Linked DNA regions of Homo sapiens: region 2 is linked to region 1. The links are chromatin loops, found by intact Hi-C in ENCODE. Cell type or tissue: GM12878. All regions are shown on one strand. Each heading gives the region's core, and the rest is flanking DNA. Links, peaks and the distances in the headings are about the cores only.

Evidence for each region. Peaks named below come from ENCODE experiments on the same cell type or tissue, not always from the same donor. Only the 100,000 strongest peaks of a DNase experiment are listed, where the experiment ranks them.
Region 2: it touches region 1 in a loop (4-fold over the local background); 4 of 110 quality-filtered maps call a loop at or near these places.

Annotation. Positions count from the first base shown.
Region 1 is chr16:23,839,276-23,847,108 of GRCh38, reverse strand. All of the region lies in intron 2 of PRKCB (protein kinase C beta), which reads right to left. Among named protein-coding and RNA genes, the nearest start is that of PRKCB, 7.2 kb to the right of the region's middle. RefSeq lists an enhancer at 4,892-4,941. In GM12878, for the core only: no CTCF peak of the experiment used is centred there; DNase peaks (open chromatin) are centred at 3,729, 4,678 and 6,599; H3K4me3 peaks cover 3,055 bases; H3K27ac peaks cover 4,087 bases.
Region 2 is chr16:23,922,135-23,927,134 of GRCh38, reverse strand. The region is part of intron 2 of PRKCB (protein kinase C beta); the gene reads right to left. Among named protein-coding and RNA genes, the nearest start is that of PRKCB, 89 kb to the right of the region's middle. In GM12878, for the core only: no CTCF peak of the experiment used is centred there; a DNase peak (open chromatin) is centred at 2,794; H3K27ac peaks cover 2,121 bases.

The sequences.
Region 1 (7,833 bases), core at 1,606-6,605:
TGGTGTTGCATATCTTGAATCAGTTAATTTCCATCTACTTAGCCAGTTCCAAGACCCATAGGAGTGGATCAGAGCTCTCTGGTCTGGGTTTGAGTTCTCCTCCTGACTCTGTAGGGCAACTTTCTGCTTGTGGGCTGAGGGGGAAGGAGATGCCCAGGAGACCACAAACAAGCAGGACAAATGGCAATTAAAAGGTAATAACAACCATGGTAATGATTAACAGCTTAGCACTTCTGAATAAAAGCGACATCTCTACCAGATCCTGTCCTTGCTGTTCCTCTCAACCTTCAGGAACACTGAGCATCCTTACAACACCAAAAATTTCCAGGAAAGACACTGAACTTCCCTTCTCTGTTCACAAGGAGGAATAGCCAGTACAGAATCAAGCTCAGGGTAGAACAGAACCAGGCTCAACATTAGGTAAAAGTGTACCCTCGCTGACTCAAAAAAAAGTTGGTTTATAGGTAGAAACTAACTTTTTTTTTTTTTTTTTTTTTTTTGAGACGGAGTCTCGCTCTGTCGCCAGGCTGGAGTGCAGTGGCGCAATCTTGGCTCACTGCAACCTCTGCCTCCCGGGTTCAAGCGATTCTCCTGCCTCAGCCTCCCGAGAAGCTGGGACTACAAGCACATGCCACCACACCTGGCTAATTTTTGTATTTTTAGTAGTGAAGGAGTTTCACCATGTTGGCCAGGCTGGTCTCGAATTCCTGACCTCAGATGATCCACCCACCTCAGCCTCCCAAAGTGCTGGGATTACAGGCATGAGCCACCATACCCAGCCCATAGTTTTACATTCTCATAATTCCCTGTAGTTCCTTTATAATTAAAAAAAAAGAATATTCAACAGATATCTACTAAGTGCCCAGATTTGTGTTAGAGGGTTGTTAAAGATATATTAACACCAACTGAGACTTTCTCCTTAATGAAATCAGAAAGACAGACTTGACAAAAGTCCTTTCTCTATAAGTGAGTCAACACTGTTTATTGTTAAACTACTTAAAAAGTATCTTCTGAACAAGAGAAAATACTGCCTAAGCCAAAGGAATGAAGAGTTGTAATATATCAGAGATGGACACAGGGTGAGGAAGGTATTTGGCAGGCAATGTGAGTAATCTTGTGCTCCCTGAAAACTGACTTTCAGCTCAAAATGCCTCTCACTGAAATGCCGTGCTCTCTCTTTTTATTTATTTTCAATCTATTGGCCCAGACTTGCTCCTCCACCTCTGAAATTGTCTGATTTTTCTTCTTTAGAACAGCCACCTCAAACTGTAAACCCTAAACAAAAAGGAAGTCAGCTCATTATCTGAGTTATTAACTAAGAGGAGATGAAGTTCTCTGTCAAACTGGGAAAGAAGCCATCTCAAGGTAACAGGCTAGTTCTACCAAATACTTACTCATCTTACTTGCAGCCATGATACAAATAAATATTTACGGTTTCTCCATAGAATGTCACAAAGATAAGTCTCCTGCACATATTTTGTTTTGTTTTTAATTGAGATAGGGTCTTGTTATGTTGCCCAGGCTGGTCTCGAACTCCTGGCCTCAAGCAATCCTCTTGCCTTGGCCTTCCGGAGTGCTGTGATTACAGACATGAGCCACTGCCTTCAGCCCTGTTGCATATATTATCCAGGATATGGGCAGTTTTACAATACAGATTTTTAGCTCTAGTTCCTTGACAACTCAGACTTTCTCCAGTTACCTCAGAAAATGAGAATGAGAAGTTGGGCTTTTTTTTTTTAATTCCCAGACCACTGACTGCATCCCCAGCCATTACATAGGTTAGCTTCCCATTATATATTCTCCCGGTACCCAGTCCATTTTCTTCAAAGTACCTAATAAAAATGAGGTTAAATATGAGTGAAATGATCTGTAGAATGTCTTATCTCCCCCCGCTACATCATAAGCTCCATGACAACAGAAATTTTCTCAGTTTCATTCACCATTGTATTCTGTCACCTAAAATAGTTCCTGACAAATAGAACTTGACACATAGAACTTAATCAGTGAGGCCAGGTGTGGTGGCTCACTCCTGTAATCCCAGCACTTTGGGAGGTTGAGGTGGGCAGATCACTTGAGGTCAGGAGTTAGAGACCAGCCTGGCCAGCATGGTGAAACCCTGTCTCTACTAAAAATACAAAAATTAGCTGGGCGAGGTGGTGGGCACCTGTAATCGCAGCTACTTGGGAGGCTGAGGCAGGAGAATCACTTGAACCTGGGAGGCGGAGGTTACAGTGAACCAAGATCGTACTACTGCACTCCAGCCTGGGCGAAAGAGTGAGAGTTTGTCTAAACAAAAAAAAGAGACTGGGCGCGGTGGCTCACGCCTATAATCTCAGCACTTTGGGAGACCGAGGCAGGAGGATCACAATGTCAGGAGATCGATACCATCCTGGCTAACATGGTGAAACCCCATCTCTACTAAAAATACAAAAAATTAGCCGGGCGAGGTGGTGGGCGCCTGTAGTCCCAGCTACTCGGGAGGCTGAGGCAGGAGAATGGCGTGAACCTGGGAGGTGGAGCTTGCAGTTAGCCAAAGATTGCACCACTGCACTCCAGCCTGGGCGACAGAGCAAGACTCCGTCTCAAAAAAAAGAACTTTTAGAAGGAGAATGGAGTGAAGGGATGGATGCATGGATGGACAAATAGATAAACAGAAAAACGGATGATGAATAGAGAGGTGGGTGGATAAATGGAGGGATGGATGGATGAATAAATGAATGTATGTGGTGAATAGACAAATTTCCTACTGGATTTTCAAGCAGCCATCACACCTCCAAATGCCATATGTAAACACTGTGGATGTTGTATTCTCTGTAAAAAGGCTAACATTCTATCTATGGAATTTCACACAATTTCAATGAAGAGATTGGATGAATGAAGTCAAAGAATTCATGTTATTAGAGCAAATGCCAGAACATAAGGGACTTACCTTTGAAGGCGTCAGAGACAAACTTTTCAGCAGATCCCCCTATCTACCCAAGAATTAATTGAACTGCAGAGTTAAAAGGCCAGACCATATATTTTAAATTATACTTAGTAATTTAATGACCTGTATCTGAAAAGTAGCAAAAGAAGATGCGTATTGTGAAAATTATAACATATTGATCTACTTACATATATGTGTGTGTATACACGTGTGTGTGTGTGCATGTGTGATGGAAACAAAGAGACAGAGACAGAAGGATAAGCAGAGACAGAGAGAAGAGAGACCCCAACAGTACAAATGTGTATAAAATTATTTTCAAACCTTCAGTTAATCTTTTGACCAATTGCCTTCTTCTGTATCTTCTATTTTTTTTTTTTTTTTTTTTTTTTTTTGGCCTAGATACACTATAAACATGCTGCATCTGGTTGTGGGCAGTATCTCTGGAGTATCATTAGTGCTTGGAAATAATATATTTTTTAAAAATTATATCCTAAGAATCTATATATCATATCAGCTAGATTTTCAAAGGTCATATTTTCCATATTTACTTAGAAAGGCATTCTGTTGCCCAGTGACAAAGCTTCAGACTCCTCCTGAGTGCTCTACAGTGAAAAATGAATTCGTTGTTGCCTCTCCAACAAATCAGCCCTCCTTTTTAAGACTCAATGTTAACCCACTCAAAGATTCTTATTTCGATTGGGACATTGAGCCTGAAATCCCCCGTCAGGTGGTAAAAAAAAGAAAAAAGCCAAATCATCAAACACGAAGTCAAAAAGCCTCTGCCTTTTATTCACAGAGAAGCCCGCAGGACACATTTAGAATAAGCTAAAAGGTGAGTGGAGTTTGGCTCACAGGTCTCTGGGGTCTGCTTCTGGGAAGAAAGAGAAGTGAAACAATAGAAGTAACCTCTAAACTTGCAGCCTGACTTGGTGATTTTTTGAAAAAATGGACCTCTTTATGATTTTACTAAGAAAATTCAACCTGAAGTGCATGGGGCCATATTATAAGTTTCTAGGGAACACTGCCCAAAATAAAATTAACTTTTGATTCATTTTTTGTTATATAAATACACATATGCTATGCTAATCTACACATGTTAATTACCCACTAAAATAAACTTTATATTTGATAGGGTGAATATTGATAAAAACAAGAATGGTTGGATTCATGTCATGATTTGGGGTTTTTTAAGAATAATTTCAACTACAAGATTTAAAAACCTGTTTTCTAATCTACATGGGAAAAAGAAGAGCTGACTTACTCATTATCATCAATTCTAGCTTTCCATAGAAAATAAAATTAACCTTTTTTGTGATATAAAAAAGTGCAAACTTTTCTAGTCTACATGTGTTAATTACACACTAAAATAAACTTTGATTTGATAGGATTGATATTGATGAAAACAACAATAGTTGGAGTCATGTCAGACTTTGGGGTTTTTTAAGAATAATTTCAATTAGAAGATTTAAAAACATGTTTTCTAATCTACATGGGAAAAGGAAGAGCCAACTTACTCATTATAATCATCAATTCTAGCTTTTCATAGAAAATTTGTACACTGGGGTTTTTCTAGAGAGTCCATGGCAAGTTCAGATCTTTCTCAGAAGAAAAGACAATGCTAACCAGGCATGGGTTTCTGGGCCCAGACACTGAACTGAGCACTCACTGGTGTTACCCAATACCCAGGAAGAAATATACCCAAGAAGAGAAACTATCTAAGTACATGAAAGAGGCCTAGTCATTTAACAAGTTCCAGAATGAACTCCGTCCCACTTTGACACAGTTTCCTACAGCTAATCAAGTAATACTGATGGTCTCACTTAGAGTCATTGATACTTGCTGTGGCTATTTCTCATGCACCACCTCATTATTCTTCACCATAACCCTATGAGTTAGGTGCTATTATCCCCATTTTACAGATGAGGAGACCAAAGTTGCTGCTGGGGGACGACTTGCCCAAGGTCACACAGGGAGTAAGCGGCTCCATCAGAGATACATACCCAATTCTACTGGACTCCAACTCATTGCTAAGAATTCTGAATCTCTATATTTTATTGCCTCTCTATTTCTACCAAAGTCACTTCCTTTACAAAAACAACAAACACTTTGGGAGGCCAAAGCAGAATGAGACTCCTGGCTTGAGGCTGGCAGTTTGAGACCAGGCACAGGCAGCAAAGCAAGATCCACTATCTCTACAAAAAATTTTAAAATTAAAAAATATGTATTTGGCCAGGTTCAGTGGCTCACACCTGTAATCCTAGCACTTTGGGAAGCTAAGGCGGGCAGATCACCTGAGGTCAGGAGTTCGAGACCAGCCTAACCAACGTGGCGAAACCCCACCTCTACTAAAAATATAAAAATTAGCCGGGCATGGTGGCACGTGCCTGTAGTTCCAGCTACTCAAGAGGCTGAGGCACGAGAATCACTTGAACCTGGGAAGTGGAGGTTGCAGTGAGCTAAGATCACGTCACTGCACTCCAGCCTGGATGACAGAGTAAGACTCCGTCTCAAAAAAAAAAAAAAAAAAAAAAAAGGGCCGTGGTGACACACACCTGCAGTCCCAGCTACTCAGGACACTGAGGCAGGAGAATCACTTGAGCCCAGGAGTTTGAGGCTGCAGTGAGCTATGATCATGTCACTGCCCTCCAGCCTGGGCCACACAGTGAGACCCTGTCTCTAAAAACAAAATTTAAAATAAAAGAAGAAGGTTTTTCTCTCTACCAAAAATCTTCTTAGAGAAGACTTTAATTAAAATTAAAGCTCAAATGCAGGTCCTAAGTTCCTGTAAAGAATGCCACAGAAACAGCCAGCACTGTAGCTCATGCCTGTAATCTGAACACTTTGGGAGTCCGAGGCGGGTGGATCACCTGAGGTCAGGAGTTCAAGACCAGCCTGGCCAAAATGATGAAACCCCATCTCTACTAAAAATACAAAAATTAGCCAGGCGTGGTGGCAGGCCCCCGTAATCCCAGCAACCTGGGAGGCTGAGGCAGAAGAATCGCTTGAGCCCCAGGAGATGGAGGTTACCGTGAGTCGAAATGGTGCCACTGCACTGCAGCCTGGGCAACAGAGTGAGACTCTGTCTCAATAAATAAATAAATAAATAAAAGGCAAAGAAAAAAATGCCATAGAGAGAAATCTGCCTTGCTTGTCAAAGGAGTTCCACTTCTACTCTAGAATTTAGGCAATTTTACAATAGGGATCTTCAGCCCCAGTTCCCTGTCATCAAACACATTCTTAAATTACCTCCCAGAGAGTGGTTTTATAAGAAATAGACAGAGTGGAAACAAAAAGGGAGAAATTATGAGGCAGTCAACCTAGAGTTTCGTCCTATCATCATACGAAAGCAAGAAAATCTATTCTTAAGCTCCCCTGAGCACACAGAAATCCATAATTTCCCAAGGTTTATGAGTTTTCCATCCTTCCTCTCCCAACCCATAGCAGTGTCCCCAATTTCCATGACAATGTAATAGAGCCTGAAGGTTACTCTCAATGGTTTCTTTGCCTTGCGATCATCCTACACACCTCCTACCAGAGTGGCAGAGACAACATCCTCTCTCTGCTTGTATTTTTGAAATGGAAACATCCTCTAAATAGTGGCTGCCTGAAATAAACACTACATTTCCCACATGCTCCCTCACAGCAAGGTGTGGGTATGTGATTAAACCCTAGCTAAGAGGATGTAGGTAGAAGGATCTTGAGCAACTTAAACAAGTGACACCGAGCATGTGCTATATGCCCTTCTTTACCCCTTTCTTCCTTCCTGCTAGCTGAAAGAAGGGTGTGAGGACTCCAGCGTCTAGCATCCTTTTTGGACCATGAGATAATTGTCACTCCCCAGGGATAGTGGAGCAGAAAACTCAAAGGAACCTGAGGCCCTGGGCTCTGGATTGCTGACTTAAGTGAGATCATAAAACCTTATGTGTTTTGTATAAACTGTTGATTCCATCGTAAGTGGATTTACTTTCAGAGGAAATATCTGATACCAAGAACAATCAGATACTAAGGAACTCCTCAGTGGTTCCAGAATTAGTCCCAGGCAATGCTGAGTACCAGGGATAAATTTCCCTCTTTCCTATATGTTCCCATTCTAAACATCTCAATTTCAGGGACTGCCAATCTGCCCCTCCCCTCACTCCTCCCTACTGCTGCCCAAATGGAATATGCTGTCAAAGCAGCTACACAGAGTGACCAGAAGTTCATGGCTGAGTTTTGACTCTTACCTGGCAGGCAGTTCCATAGCAAAGCAACCCTGCAGAGCCAGTCTTCTCTCGTGCCAGCTGCCCCACCATTGGGGTAGTCTGGGGACAATCATAAGAGCAGATATTTTCTGAGCATACTCTGTGTCAAGCTCTGGTCCAAGAATCTTGGATATTGCAATGAGTTGGAGCTGCTCAGCCACACTATGGTACTGTTACTGACTCCGTTTTATAGACAAGGAGGCTGAAATACAGAGAGGCTAAGTAATATGCCTGGGAAGTCTCAAAGCTAGGATTCAGACCGACAGGGACTTGCCTGGTAGCCTGTGCAAATGCCCACTTCTCTACGCTGCCTCTTGGTGGGGAGGCAGGGAAGAGAAAAAGAAAGGCAATTTAAAAAATAGACACTCCAGAGGGGCATAGTGGCTCACACCTATAATCCCAACACTTGGGGGCTGAGGTGGGAGGGTTGCTTGAAGCCAGGAGTTCAAGACCAGTCTTGCAACATCACAAGACCCCTTCTCTACAAAAGTTGTTTTAAAATTAGCCAGGCATGGTGGTGCGTACTTGTAGTCCCAATTAATCAGGAGGCTGATGCAGGAGGATCACTTGAGCCCATGAGTTTGAGGCTGCAGTGAGCTCTGATCATACCACTGTACTCCAGCCGGGGCAAAAGAGTGAGACCCTGTCAAAAAAAAAAAAAAGACA
Region 2 (5,000 bases), core at 1-5,000, 82 kb before region 1:
CACCATGCGCTTACAGCCATCACAGCACATATCTCACCGTACAGGCACCTGCCTGGTTAGCCATCTGCATTCTTTACCAGACAATAATTTTGGTAATAGCAGAGGCTACGCCTGTTGTGTTCACTGTGAGACACCTCAGCACCACCACCACCATACGCAGTAAGAAGTATTCAATAAATACTTTAATGGATAAATAAATCGACCAATGTATACATCGAAGCTTTTGAGAAAACTTGCTTTTAAAAATCTGGCAGGACAATTTTTTGAAGCTTGGGAGCTGCCTTGTAGACTGAGATCTTTTACCTGAATTTTGGGCAGCTATCCAAAGAAGAAATTATTATATAAAAGATGCCTGCACTCATACGTTTATCACAGTACAATAGCAAAGATATGGAATCAACTTAAGCATCAATCAATGGATGACTGGATAAAGAAAATGTATATATATTTATATATACATATATATTAATATACATATCATTGTGTGTATATAGACACACATACCACCATATATATACATATATACACGTATGTGTGTGGTATATGTATGTATATCTATATATACATACACACAATAGAATACTACTCAGCCATAAAAAAGAGTAAGACCTTTGATTTTATTTTTATTTATTTATTTATTATTTATTTTTTTTGAAACAGTCTCACTCTGTCGCCCAGGCTGGAGTGCAGTGGGGCAATCTCGGCTCACTGCAACCTCCACCTCCCGGGTTCAAGTGATTCTTCCACCTCGGCCTCCTGAGTAGCTGGGACTACAGGCACCCGCCATCATGCCCAGCTAATTTTTGTATTTTTGCAGAGATGGGGCTTCACCATGTTGGCAAGGCTGGTCTTGAAGTCCTGACTAAAACAGGGTCTCACTCTGTCACCCAGGCTGGGGGGCAGTTGTGTGATCATAGCTCACTGCAGCCTTGAACTCCTGGGCTCAAGAGATCCTCCTGCCTCAGCCTCTCAAGAAACTGGGACCACAGGTACACAACACGATGCCTGGCTAATTTAATTTTTATAGAGCCGGAGTCTCACCAAGTTGCTCAGGCTGGTTTCAAACTCCTGGGCTCAAGTGATCTTCCTTCGTCAGCCTCCCAGTGTGCTAATATGACAGGCATGAGCCACCATGCCCAGTCTGAAATCATGTCTTTTGCAGCAACAGGATGGAACCCAAAGCCATTATCTTAAAAAAAAAAAACTCAGAAAGAGAAAGTCAAATAATGCATATTCTTAGTTATAAATGGGAACTATATAATACACATAGACACAGAGTATGGAATAATAGTCATTCTCCAATGGCTACTGAATGACTGTTGAGTAATAGTCATCCTTCTTGGAAGGGTTGGGTGGGGGAGTGAAGGATAAGAAATCACTTAATGAGTACAGGGTACCCTATCTGGGTGATGGACATACCAAAAGCACAGATTCTACCACTAAATAACATATCCATGTAACAAAATTGCACTTGTGCCTTCTCAATTTATACAAGTAAAAACTTTTTTTAAAAAATTTAAGAAGTCCTCATGTTTGGAAGAGAGACAGGATGACCTCAGACAGGGATGCTGGGTTTCGGCACTTCAAGGCTGACAAGACAATGTCAAGAATGGAGTCCTTGGATCCCCAGTCCCCTAGAAATGGGATGCAAGCTCTCTGTCCTTGGAAACGGCCAACCTTAAGAACACAGGCATCCTGGTTAACGAGAGGAGGGTCACGTCCAGGAAGAGAGTGATTATCATGGCCACAGATACCCAATGACCAGTCAGGTCTGAAAGAGCCCCAATGGGCAAGTCCTGCAGAATGAAAAGGGAGAGAGGAGTGATCCACTAAGATGTTATCAGGGCAGAGGATGGGGACCCCATTGTAGGGCACTCCAGGCAAAATTTTACAGGAAGAAATAGCCAAGAAGTGACAATGTCAATGCTTTCCTATTTTATGTTCTTTCCATCCCATTCTCTCTTTCCTCATCTCTCAACATTCTTCTAGTCATTGTGCTCCATTTTCCCTCCACTGAGGGGTCATATTGAGGTAAACTAGAAGGCAGTTAAATAACTATACCCCAGATGTGCCAATCAATGGTCAAATATTGACCTGGAAGACCTTACCTAATGAATTGAAATAGGGTCCTCCCACTTGGTCCCAGTCCGTAAATCATTTTACCCAGGTCCAGAATGAACCTATATAGCATTTACTCATTAAATGAGCAGACAACATGTGATTGGGTGGGTCTAAGGAGACTTTGCAGTTTTGTTGTTGTTGTTTATAATTGACAAGTAAAAATTGTATACATCTGTAGTGTACAACATGATGTTTTCCTACATGTATACATAGTGAAATGGCTAAATCAAGCTATTTAACATATGCATTTTTTCGTAGTGAGAACACTTAAAATCTACTCTCTTGGCAATTTTCAACTATGCAATATATTGGAATTAACTAGTCACCATGGTATACGTGGAGCCTTTGAATTTTAGGATCAGGATGTAGAGATATCTTAGTTTATTAGGAAGTAACTAAACAAAGATAAATATTAGAGGCTTGTGTTTGGGTATTGAAAAATTAATTAATATATGTGTCACAAGAGGAAACAGAAACTAGATGGTTAACAAGAAGAACACAGAAATAGAGAAGTTCAGTTGTGTGGTGGTCGCCAGATCAAATATTCTGATTCTCCCCTCCTCCCAAGTACACAGCAATATGATACTTGCCCAGCCGCTTTGAAGTTAGGCATGGCCATGCGTATTAGTCGGTTCTCACACTGCTATCTTGATACTACCCGAGACTGGGTAATTTCTAGAGGAAAGAGATTTAAATGACTCACAGTTCCGCATGGTTGGGGAGGCCTCAGGAAACTTACAATTATGACAGAAGGCGAAGGGGAAGCAAGCTTGGACCTTCTCACATGGCTACGGGAGAGAGAAGAGTGAGGAGTGAAGGGGGAGGAGCCCCTTATAAAACCATCAGCTCTTGTGAGAACTCACTCAGTATCATGAGAACAGCATGGGAGAAACTGCCCCTATGATCCATTCACCTCCCACCAGTTCTCTCCCTAGACACATGGGGATTATGGGGATTACAATTCAAGATGAGATTTGGGTGGGGACACAAAGTCTAATCATATCACAATGTGACTTGCTTTGGCCAGTGATACACGCTTGGCAGTGACAAGTGTTTATAGGGAGCGCTTCAAGGACCAATACGAGACTTGCCAATCATTTTCCTCCCTCAGTGATCATGGAAGCATGCTTCAAGTTGGTGTGCTTCTATTGGGTAGGTTACTTCTGTGACCACAATGAGCAATCCCTTCCCTTACATGTTCACCCGTGTCAAAACAGGTTGATTATGGTTGGGACCAGAAATAATGTCTGGAACTATGGAGATGCCAATATCATCTCAGTATTAGGAGAAACCCTGTCATTATTAGAGCTGCACAAACACACCATTTTGGGGGTAGCATGTTAGTAACTGAAGATTGGACAGTCACCAATGGCGTGCTATGAAGGGAATTCAAGCATTAGATGGTTCAGTGAGTATTCAATTAACCTTATTTTAATAACAATACCAAATATCCTTCTGGAGAACTATTCCTTTCCCACTCTTGGTCCACATAATTCAGGTAGTGTTAATTCCATCCGGAACTCCAAGAGTAGATAAGGGTGGTCAATCAGCACATTGCTTTTTCACTGGCCCTAGTAGCTAATTTAGAGCCTGTGAGATATAACAAGAGAAAGAGGTGCTCTTCTCTACATGGACTTGAACCTAGAGGAAATGTGAGTAGAGCTTCCATAGCCATCTCACCTTGATGAGGGGAGTCTCTTCCATCTGAGAAGGGAGCCAATACATAAGCAGAGATGGAATAAAGGAAACCATGTCCTGGAAACATAACAAACCCCTGGATCAGACAATACCTGAAGGCAGCTACCCTTGGACTTTTTGGTTTTATAAAGGCAATAAATTCCCTTCTGAATTAAGCTAGTTTGAATTTTCTGTCACCTGTCATAACCAAGATTCCTGCCTCATACAAAGGGTGGTTGAAATACATGAATTTTAAGGTTCTGTCCCAACCTGAAATTTTAAGATTCAAATAACAGCATTCACTAGCTAACTACATTTAGCATTAAAAGGTGTAGGTAGCTAGGAGGCAGGAAAAAAAGGTAACTCTAAAGAACAGACAGATCTATTAAGATTGGTCAAGGCTGCAAAAATCTAAACTATGTCTGTAACACTGGCTACCTAAATTAAATGCCCTCTGGATCTTAGCCACTGAGTGTGGCTCATGTGGACATTGGCCACCATTCTACCCATGAAGCCATAATTATAAATCAAACCACATTTCCTGATCCCTCAGTAAGGTGCAGCATTGTGTTATGCTGGCAGGAGCTACTGTGGCTAAGGCCCTGGAGGAAGGGTAGTTTGCTATTTTTCTTTTTGAAAATGTGTTGTCAAAGCAAAGGTGTCATTTAGAGAAAATGTAACTGAAGTTTCTGCAGAGATCATTCTGTAGTGACCAACACAGTCACTGTATATTTCAAAGTTGACATTTCCAAGATGTATCATAGCTCTTTCACATGCTATCATCACACAAAAAAACTAGGTAGCTCTGCTAAATAACATTTGCATATAGTCTTTAAAAATGCAAATAGAGTATAGATGAGAGGTTGCAGAGATCTAGCCTAGAGACATCTTTTTTTGGTCCATACCATGTCTTTAATAAAAAGAAAAACAAGAAATTTTGCATGAAATCCAGATTTCTGGCTTCTCTTGAAAAAGTAGAAGAGCTGGCAGCCCTAGGATCATATTCCAACAGAGGAAAAATTACTACTGGTGCCCCTTTAAACAAAACACCCACTATTCAATTCAACATGGGTTCCTGCCACCACCTCTGTTTTATACCCACCCACTTCACTCATTTAGGTCTCCTGCCTAATTTCTGTAGGATTTGAGTCTACAACTCTTTTACATTTACAAATTTGTCCACAGATAACTATTAAGACGTC